Regions from separate parts of the Homo sapiens genome. Here region 2 is linked to region 1. Evidence: chromatin contacts called from ENCODE Hi-C data. All regions are on one chromosome and are shown on one strand. The core of a region is the stretch at or near the end of the contact, and the rest is flanking DNA. Distances in the headings are between cores, read along the strand shown. Region 1 holds the start of LINC02923 (long intergenic non-protein coding RNA 2923). Region 2 overlaps KLHL29 (kelch like family member 29).

Region 1 (4,800 bases), core at 23-2,522:
CTGCCTGGGGCCACTGTCACGGTGTTCGGAGGTGCTGGAGGCTTGTGTGACCCCTGGCCGGAGCAGCCCCCCTGCTGGGCCCGGCGGCGCGCGCCCCTCTCCAGGCCACGTTCCCCTGAGCGGCCCAGGGCCCCGGCCGGGCAGGAGACCTGGAGGCGACGGAGGGCTGGCCCCCAGGGGCGGCCGCGCGCACTGTCCTTTGGGGAGGTGCGCGCCTCTGTGCAGCGAGAAGCCAGGTTGGGGTTTTCTGCCCCTCGCGTCCTCTGATCTCGCATTTGGGGACTGGGTCTCTTTACTCAATCCCAAGTAACTTTCGAGGTAGATGAGCTCGAAAACCGTCGGGAGGGAACCCGCACAGACCTTATTGTGACCCACCCCACCCCGACACACACACGCACACTTCCCTTGACACCTTGTGGGTGCCAGCGTGTTGTGGGGGGACGCGGAAAGGAGAGCTCACGGGGACGGCGAAGCGGCCAGGAGGTGGTGTCGTTGGGGAGGGGTTGTTGATGTGTGGGACAGGGTGGACCTGGAGATGTGTAGTGTGGGAGTGTGAACGCGCGCCCCGATGGCCTCGGGGGGCCGGGGGAGCCCAGGGCTCGCGTCCCGGTCTCCGTGGCCTGGAGCGGGCTGAGAGCGCTAGGGTTATCTGCGGTCGCCGCGCGGGTGCCCGCGCTGGGCAGCGTCGGCCCCGGGCCCCAAGGGAGGGACGTGCTCGCCTGGGGCCGGAGCGCGGGGCTGGGAGCCGGGGTAGGTCGGAGGTGGCTCTTAGGGCAGGTCGCCTCTGCGTTGCCTGGGGAAGGCGGGGACGCGCTGCCTGCCTGCGGCCAGCCGTCTCGGAGGAGGGGGTGGCGGCCACGCGCGAGTCTCGGATGCCTGGGTCCACCCGCTGAGAAGCCAGTTGTCGTCCCTGGGCTGTGGAACCAAGCGGCAGACGCGGTCCGTTGGCGGGCCCTCGCGCGGGCCCCCAGAGATGCTGATGGGTAAGGAGCTGCCGCCGCCGCCGCTGCCATCCCCGCCGCTCTGCAAACGTTCTCCTCCCTCCCTCCCGTGCTTGCGCCGCGGCGCGCCCCGGGCGAATCGTGGACGCAGGTATTTATGTAGCATTAGGCGAGACCTCGGCGCTGGAGGGACCAGACCGTGGAGGACGCCGAGCTGCTGCTGCCTGCGAAACTTCCACTTCGGCAGCTCAGCGGCATCCCGGCCCGCTGCTGCAGGTTCCAGCCTCTCTCCAGTCCAGCAACGCTGGGATTCGGACTCCTCTTGCAATGACAGATCTGTCCTGGTTACGGCTGTATTTATACTAGTTTCAGTCTCTTTAAAGTCATCTGTCTAGTCACTACAGAGTTTCTTCCTCGCCGTGTGGTCTTATCACTAACTCAGCCCTGGGAGGGCAGATTTGAGGAATTGCTTCATTTTCAGATGAATGACAGCAGACTTGTCCCACCTCATTCCTGATTTATTATTATTATTATTATTATTATTATTATTATTATTATTATGGAAAGAAGGTATAGAGCTTTTTAATTTTTTTGTGAGGGAGGAGAATGAACAATTTTATAGATTGTTCTTTCCGACACTTAGAGAAAACATGTCCAGTAAGCACTAGTGAATACTTTAAAGGCTGGTTGGCATGCGTGTATTTGATTAGTCCATAATCTAGGTGTTTATACAGGTATGGAGCTGTGTGCTACTGATGAATAGTCTCCGTCCCATACATTGTGCTGGAGTGCACTTGATTTATCACCCTGCTATAAATCAGGGAATTACTAGCACATGTGCCTTTTAAACTCTATATGAATTTAATGGCATTTAAATTGGTTTATGGGCTGATGCATCTAACCAATTTTAATAACTTTTCTGCACAAACATCTTATAAACCATATTTGCCTGTGATTAAGAAAAACATTTTCTTCTCCTCGGTCTCTCGGTTATGGAAATTTATAGGTCTCCAACTTTCATTTGCAAGCAGCAATCCAAACGAAATACCTAGAGTTTTACTGAAATAAAATATCCTATGGTAGCCATGGTAACAAATAGATTAAGGGTTATTGGTTTTCATCTGAATGTGATGGGGGGTGGGGATCTAGTGTTGTGTCTTTTTAATTATGTTTCTAATGAGTGGTGGTCATACTTCAAGTACTCAGTGTGGGAGACAAGCAAGACTGAGAATTCAGGTTTGTGGGAGGTTTATTGAAACAAAGACTAGTAGAGCCCAGGAGAATGACTTTTGCTAACTGCAGCTCCTCATATCTAGGAACAAAATGGATAAAAACCTTTTTTTTGTTTTTCCAGTAGATGAGCATTGAGTCAGTCACTTTAAGACCGGAAAATGCATTTTGCTTATAAACTATTACCAAAGGAACCTCTAAATCCAGCCTGTTTTCTAGGAATAAACATGTTGGAAGTGTGGCGGTTGGTGTGGATTGAGTGTCACCGTTGTTATCAACACCTGTCAGTTTAAGTGAGGCACATCATTAGTCTATTCAAATCTTGCCTATTTCAGTATTCATGCATTTCCATGGTGATCCATTCATTTTTATTTAGTCAACCTTATAAATCTTTGGCATCAATTTTAGTTGTGCCATCTTTTTCCTTCTTTTATCAATTGATTTGGCTACAAACCATTCCTAGTTTAAAGTATCTCCTTCTTTTTTCCTGCTAGTTTCTAAAAGCCTACACTATTCCCAGCTACATACAGATATAAAGGAGTTAATTTTTTTTCATCAACTCAAATGGCACCCCTAATACTAATGTCATTTTTTGGCATCTCATTTGATATGTATGTGTACATGGGTTTTTTTTTTCTTTCTTTCAGCAGGCTTACTGTAAAGCTTTCTCACTTTTTGGCTGGGAGACATCAATTCAGTCCAGCAGAACTAACTAAAGTTTTTCCTTCCTTCCTCCTTTTTGCTTCCTTCCTTTTTTTCTTTCTTTCTTCTTCTTTTTTTTTTTTTTTTTTTTAAAATCCCAGTACTGTTATGGCTTAGGCATTCTTTGTGTCATCGGTTGTATCTGGCTTGGAGAGACTTCGAGACTATATTAGAGCAGGTCTGTCCTGGGGTCTTTTCTAGTAGTGGTCAAAGCCAGAAGTTTTCAGAACAGCAGAGGATTTTCCAAATACAATATATATTTAGTCACAGCATATAGTGCCCCTAGGATCATAGTAACATTGTAAGTCCACTGAACAGGCAGTTTTACTTAAATGCGAGTGATGATTTTGCTCACCCACTTTCAACTTAGCTTTCTAATGATGCAATCCCATGCTAATCACAACCCTGTATATTTCAGAAATATCAAGGCAAGCATTAGCACGCTACTGACTTATTAGGATCAGGCAAAGTAATTGGAACACTTAAGTTCAAAGTCAGATGAAGAAATGGAATTATAACCAACTTTGTGATTCTGTAATCAGTCAACTAAGTGCCTACTTGGGGATAGGAGGAGGAAGAAACATCATGAATAAGAAATCCAGCCTTTAGTTGTGCTGAATGAGGATAAACCAAGGCAGTTACTGTGTAAGAGGACTGGAGAACAAGAAATGTGTTAGTGGATGGGAGGACTGCTGGAGCCCAGGAAGTTGAGGCTGCAGTGAACAGTGATCACGCCACTGTACTGGGCAACAGAGCAAGACCTAGTCTCAGAAAAAAAAAAGGGGGGGGCGGAATATATGTTTAAACAGATAAATCATATGTTTCCCAGGCCTGTCTTAGCATCTTTCACTGTGCTAGACACATATCCACGCAAATGTTTGGAAGCTGGTAGAATATCTGTAGTTTGTGTAGAAGATAGTCAGTTTTTATTTCTTAAGTAATCTGGGGTCATCGCCTGATGTGCTAAAAAATTAGGTAGCATAATTCCTGGAATGTACTTTTGTCTGAAGTAAATTTTACCATAGAAAATGGTCTTAATTTTGGTTAACAAGGAAAGATGTATCCAAATTCTTTACCTGCACCTTAGATCAAAAATGCTGAGATCAGGACCACCCTGAAAGCAAACTCTGTGGTTCTTCCTACAACCGCCACAGGCTTACTTCTCCCACAGTAAATGCAGCCTGTACTTTCTTCAAGGAAACCACTTGAAAACAGGAAAACTGAAACTGCCAATTAAGATGAGGCAAGTTGATCACTGGAAGTAGCAACAGAGTTCTTTGTGAAATCAATTTTATCGTTTGGGAGCATTTCCACCTTTAGGGTAGAAAGGAGAAGAGTTCTCATTTTCTGTGCGAGAGGGTATCTGCATGAAATTCAAGTAGTTCAGAGACTCTCGACTGTGCAGCTGCAAATGATGACTCACAAGCTGGAACAAGAACGGCGAGCATGGTTGTAACGGCCGGGGATCTAGCGTGCGCAAAGACGACAGCCGCTAGGCCATTTACAGGCTGCCATTGGCCTCACAGGTGTCTATTGTTATGATTTGTAGGTTTTTGACATTTTAAAATCACTGATCATTTTAAGGATATATGTATGTGTATATATATATTTGTAAACAGATAATCACACATATATATACACATACATATATATAGTTATATATACACAAATATATGTTCTGTCACTTTGTTTAAACCATGGTTTAAAAACACATAAAATTTACCATCTTTACTTTTTTTTTTTTTTTTTTTGAGAAGGAGTTTCACTCTGTCACTCAGGCTGGAGTGCAATGACACAATCTTGGCTCGCTGCAACCCCTGCCTCCTGGGTTCATGAGATTCTCCTGCCTCAGCCTCCAGAGTAGCTGGGATTACAGGCGCCTGCCACCACGCCCAGCAAATTTTTTTGCATTTTTAGTAGAGACGGG
Region 2 (5,407 bases), core at 2,136-4,635, 210 kb after region 1:
AGCGATGGCAGCCAGAGGCCCACATCCATGCATTCATTCACTCCATAGATAAGTGTTTATTTAGGATCTACCGTGTGCCTGTGCTGAAGTGAGAGGCCCTGATCGCCACAGACGTCCCTGCCGCTGGGAGCTCACATGCTAATGGGTGAAAGCCGATGACAAAATAAGTCAGGAAATCTCAGATGGCCCAACGACCCCCCTGAGAAATAAAGCAGGAAAAGAAGTCTGAGAAATAAAGCAGGAAAAGAAGTCCGAGAGCGCCAGGCCGGAAGGTGGGGAGCGCTGCGACTTTAAACAGCACACTCAGGGGACTCTGAGCAAAGACCTGGCAAGGTGAGGGGCAGCCATGTGGGTATCTGGACAAGCATGTTGAGGCCAGGGGTGAAAAGGAGCAACGGCCCTGAGGGAGGGGTGAGGAACAGACAAGAGGCCGGTGCCCTTGGGGCAATTTAGCTGTATCTCTCCGGCTGCCCTGCAGACTAAACAGGACAAGGAAAGAGCCAGGACACAGTCCGCAGGCTCCTGTGTCCTGTCCCGTCCCAGGCCAGCCCTCTCTGTGCTCCTGAGCCACATGACAGCTGCTTCCTGGGCAGAGCCTTGGGCGTCCACAGCACTTCAGACTCACTTCTTCCCCCACGTGACTCTTCACATCTCAGCCTCCCCCTGGGTTTCCTGATGTGGAGCCCCCATCCCAACCCCCATGTTCCCATCCGCATGTCCCTGACTCCTCCTGCTCCTTACCCCCCACAGCCAGTGACTACTCTAGGTCTGTCCATTCTGTTGTTAAACCTCTCCACTGTCCATCCTGTCACTGCGTCTGCTCGGCCACCGTGCTGGCCAAGGTCCTCGCCCGGTCTCCTCTGGACTGCTGTAAAACCTCCCATGGGTCTCCAGCACTCCATCCTGTCCCTCCAGCCTGCCCTCTCTACCCTCCAGAGACCCCCATCCACAATCAAGATAGAACTCGCCTTCCTCGTCGCGTTCCAACCTCATCTGCTGCCCACACCCACCCGCCCCTCAGGGCAGCCCCCCTGGGAGCGGTGCACATTCTCATGCTGCTCGTTTCAGCTTCTGCCCTCACTCCTTCCTCTTCCTTTATCTCCAGAAACCTGGTCCTAACCATCTCTTTCCTGAAGTCTTTCTTGCCAAGCCCGTTTAGCCTCAGAGCAGCTCCCCTTAGGACTGCCAAACAGGCATCTGCCGTGACTTGGAGCACGGAAGGTTTTCAGCAAATGTTTGTTGAATGAGTGAATGATGGGCTTTTCTTGAGCACCTACTGGAAGCGGGCTGCACCCACTCACTGCTGTGGAAATTAGAGACCCTCTGGAGGGGCCCATCCTCATCAGTGGTTGGTGGCCCCAGCTGGCCTGCAGCAGCAGTGGCATTCACAAAGGGAGCCAGCCAGGGGCACAGGAGCACGTCAGAAGCCCGGCCATCAGGCTGGTGACCCCGGCTCCAGGGCCCCATTAGTCCCAGGGGTGCCGATTCCCATCCTGAGCCCCTGGTTGCCCACCCAAAGCTCCAGGCCACTCTGACCCTAAGACCCAGGAGTCCTAGAGGCTGAGCCCTGCTGTCTCTGAGCTCTGCTTCCTGGAGCTGTTATTTGTGTCCTGGGGCAGCTGCTCGGGAACATTCTGACCTGGGAGCCAAGCAGGGACCTAGCAGTTGAGCTGCCCAGAGAGAGGCTCAGGGTCCACATGGCCGCAGGCCGGGGGCCTCTCCAGGAGCACAGAGATGTGTGCAGGCCCTGCCAGGCTGGCTGCAGCCTGGGTCTCCTCTGAAGTCAGCCCTGCTTTGGGGTCGCATGGAATTTTTAGTGCAAAGCAAGAATCCATCCTCTTTCCATAGTAGACCTGACAGGGATGTGGCTTATCTGCCCAAAAGAGAGGGAAGAACCAAGAGCTTGCAATGACCTTGCTCCTTCTCAGGGACAGCCAAGAGGACAAGATTCTTTATGAATCTGTTGAAGCAAACAGACCATCTCCTGGCCCCCAAAGGGGAATGGAAGTCCCGGTGACCTTCTGCAGGTAAGCTGGTGTCCCCTCCCTGCAGGCACGTTGGTCCAGGAACTTTACACTTGACCCAAAAGCCTCTCTTGAGAGATTTCCACCATTTGGTTTTGTAGGTCTTTAAGACTTTTCCCAGCTACCCCACTGGTCTTCTCAGGGCTTCATTGTTCTCTGCTCGAGTGCTGTGGTTTGTGTCCACCGTGGAGTCATGCAGAAATTAGCAAGCAGGAGCGGGTGGGGATATTGAGGTCCTAGATAAGTTGAAGTAGACTAGAGATGTCCTTTGGGAAGGGGGCCACCCCAGCTCCCGGGAGTCCTTGGGCTGGAGGTTGTCAAGCAGGCTGGAGAAAGAACATCTTTGTCACCAGCGTGCCTCCTCTGGTGGCTTGTTGACTGTCCAGGACTTCTAATGTGATCCTGAGGCTCAAAAATGAAGAAAATCAGTCACTGATCCCAATGTTTTATTTACTAACCCTGTGGATGCTTGGGAGCATTCAGACACTGGAAGGTTTGGGTTGGATTTTTCACATTCTTTTCTGTGTGGAAGAGTGGGGGTGGTCATACAAGAGGGGTGAAAACAGGGCCTGCGGTGAATAGCTGCACAGCCCTTTTACTCTCCCCAAGCCCGGTCTCCAGGCCTATGTGTCTAACAGATGCATCTATTCAGTGCATCTGTTTGGTGCTGGTGCTTCTGGGTCCCCTTGGACAGCAGAATGTGTATGGGTCTCCCTTTCCTGTGGGGTGGTTCCTCTCACCACTCCTTTGGGGCAGTGGTGCGGAGGAGAAGTGATGGAAGGACGTCAGACCCCTCGGGGAACGTGGGGTCAGGACCAGGGTGGTCCAGGGAGCCTGCTCCCATCTACTGTGCCTTGACACCTAAAACCCAGCTGTGAAATGCAGTGTCTTCACCTCGGAAAGCCCTCCCAGGGGCTGCCCTTACAGTTTAGATATCTCAGCCTGCACAGCTCCAAGGCAGTGAATTCTAAGGGAGGACCCTCATTTTACACATAAGAGGTGGGAGGGCCAGGGCACCCTGTGGCCAGGCGTGTCGCCTACGTGCTTGTTGTCCACAAGCTTTTCCTTCAGGGCCCCTCCCTCCCTGATTACACAGAGCCCGGGCCTGGGAGAAGGGTCTGATCATTTCCCTGCCATGTCTTCTCTGTGAGCCCTTGTGCCTCAGTTTCCCTGCCTATCAAACAGGAATAACCATCTCTTCCTCGTCCACTTCACAAGGTAGTTATGAGACTGAAATGAAAGGCTGGGTGTGGCAGCCCTTGGAGGAGGGGATTTAATGACAGGGGTGTCGAGGAGTTGATTATACAGCAGAGGTGGGAAGGTTCTGTTTTCTCTGCCTGGCGCGTTGCCTTGTTTACCAGACCGGCCTTATTTGGGAGTGCTCCGGGGAGTCGCTGGCTTCATGGAACATGCAGCGATTTCATGGTAAAGCCGGGCACTCAGAGGTGGAGGTGTCACCATCTGGAACCAATTCGCGTTTTCCTGAAGTCTGAGGCGCCCGCAGACTTCCTGCCCGGCTCCTCCGGGCTCTGGAATGGCTCCCACCTGGACCCAAGACCAGGGACATTTCGTTCCTCCTGGATTGTTCTAATCCCAGACACTCAGGAGCTCACCCCCGGCCAACACCAGTGCCCTTCTTCGCTGACTTCTTTTCACCGTGTTTCTGTAAACACATTAAAAATGGCCTTCCTGCATTTCAATTCTCCATCTCTCCTGCCGTTTTCTCTGTCCCCTGATTTCAGCCTCCAGGATTGAAATTCTTTCTCCTGGTCTCCATGAGGAATTGGTGAAACAGAAAAAGCAGGAAATTAATGTCCCAGCCTCCAGGCTCCACAAAGCATTAGATGGAATTAAAGTAGAATAATGAGTCAATGCACACACAACTCTGTTGTTCTTTGACTTTTCCTTTCAAAATTCATGTAGTGAATGCTGCTCCCATTCTACATCATCTTGGGCTGGGAGACACACTAGTGTCCTGAATGAATTTACATACCAAATGGGTTTTAATTTTATATTTTTGCTTAAGGTCAGGACATTTATTTATTATCATTATTTATTACTGAAGCACGAGTGGTTTTAATTATTTTAGTGTTCCTCCTACAAAGCAGGATAGCTGCTAGCTACAGACCATTTTCCGTTTCCGCTCACATAAATAATATAGTTTTTAATTTCATGAAGATTTAGTATTCGTGTGCTTTGTAAATTAAAGTCATCGTTTACCACAACAGAGACGGAGTGTTTGGAATATCCTGGTGGACTTCTCTGTCCATTTCTGGAGGATCACTTTTCCTAACTTTGGTTCTCTGTTGCAGGCGCCCAGAAAGAGGCACCCGCAGAGGGCCTGGGAAGGGAAGGGGCTGTGGGGTGTGGGAAGTGGCTGTGGGGTGTGGAAAGGAGAGGGGAAGGAACCCTTCTTTCCTGCAACGTCATTTGCCTTTCCATGTATTATAATCCTATCCCGTTTCTCCCACAAAACCCTACCAAAGCCAGCATTTTTGTCTCTGTTTTACAGAGAAGGGAACTGAGGTCCCAGCATGTTAACTAACTTGCCCAAGATCACTCAAACCCAAGTGACAGGTTCAAATGCTGATATTCCTGACCCAAGGCATAGCCCTTTGTTCTCCTACCTGCCCTCTCTGTGCCAAGGCTTGGGAAGGTGGGCAGATGTCTCTGCACAGGCCTGGGGCTGGACACTGGCAGAGGTACAGTCAGCAGTAGAAGGATGAGAGATGGACGCAGAGAAGGAGTGGGCAGGAAGGGTGGCAGGCAGCGGGCACTGCCAGGCTGTGGTGTGACTGTGTGGGTGCAAGTAGAGGGGAGCAGTGTCCTGGTCACTTGGGGGGCAGAGGACGTGACCTCCTAGGAGGCAGTGTCCCCAACACACAGCCAGGGGACTCCATCTGGACACCCTGGAGCCACCAAATCTTGCAGACTGCCCTCTGCAGGTCCTCCTCCATCCCTTCCCATGCTGTCTCTCCACCAGGATCCCAGCTCTCCCAGGGTGGCTGCTAGGCCAGTGAATTGTGAGCTCCCCACGCAAGCAGCATGCCCCTTCCAGACACCATGACTCCCTGTCTGTAAATCACTCTCCTGCATCCCCATCCCATCCCCAGCTAGTCCTGGGCGGGCTTCTTCCTCAGAAGCATTCCAGAAGGTTTTCACACTCCCCGTGGTTTGTCAGGAGGACACCGTTTTGTGGCATTGGGTCCACATTTGCTGCCAGCATAGCCTCTGGAATGCACGGCCTGCTTGGGGTTGCCATGGAGAAGCTGGGTCTGTTGGTGGTTTGAACTGAGCCGCATACAATAGAGCACCCTCGGCAGCCAGCCGGACGGGCAGGCCGGGGGCGGGGCAGGGCAACAGCCTTGTACCCTGCTGCCATC

What was found. A loop is a pair of places that touch in the nucleus more often than their neighbours do.
Region 2: a loop to region 1 is called in a map of chondrocyte, with 2.3 times the contacts of the local background. The contact joins the enhancer-like site here to the promoter of LINC02923 in region 1. A Hi-C loop is called at or near these places in 1 of 168 maps with a recorded cell type or tissue (chondrocyte).

The regions. Positions count from the first base shown.
Region 1 is chr2:23,386,046-23,390,845 of GRCh38, forward strand. LINC02923 (long intergenic non-protein coding RNA 2923) reads right to left here and starts at 1,273. Exons shown (of 6, transcript NR_187213.1): 1 at 1-1,273. All of the region lies in intron 1 of KLHL29 (kelch like family member 29), which reads left to right. RefSeq lists silencers at 1-250, 491-610, 631-800, 971-1,020.
Region 2 is chr2:23,590,811-23,596,217 of GRCh38, forward strand. The region is part of intron 3 of KLHL29 (kelch like family member 29); the gene reads left to right. Among named protein-coding and RNA genes, the nearest start is that of LINC02923, 210 kb to the left of the region's middle. Within about 2 kb of position 3,386, at least 7 of the 41 ENCODE cell types and tissues checked have a DNase peak (open chromatin) inside an H3K27ac peak, as active enhancers do.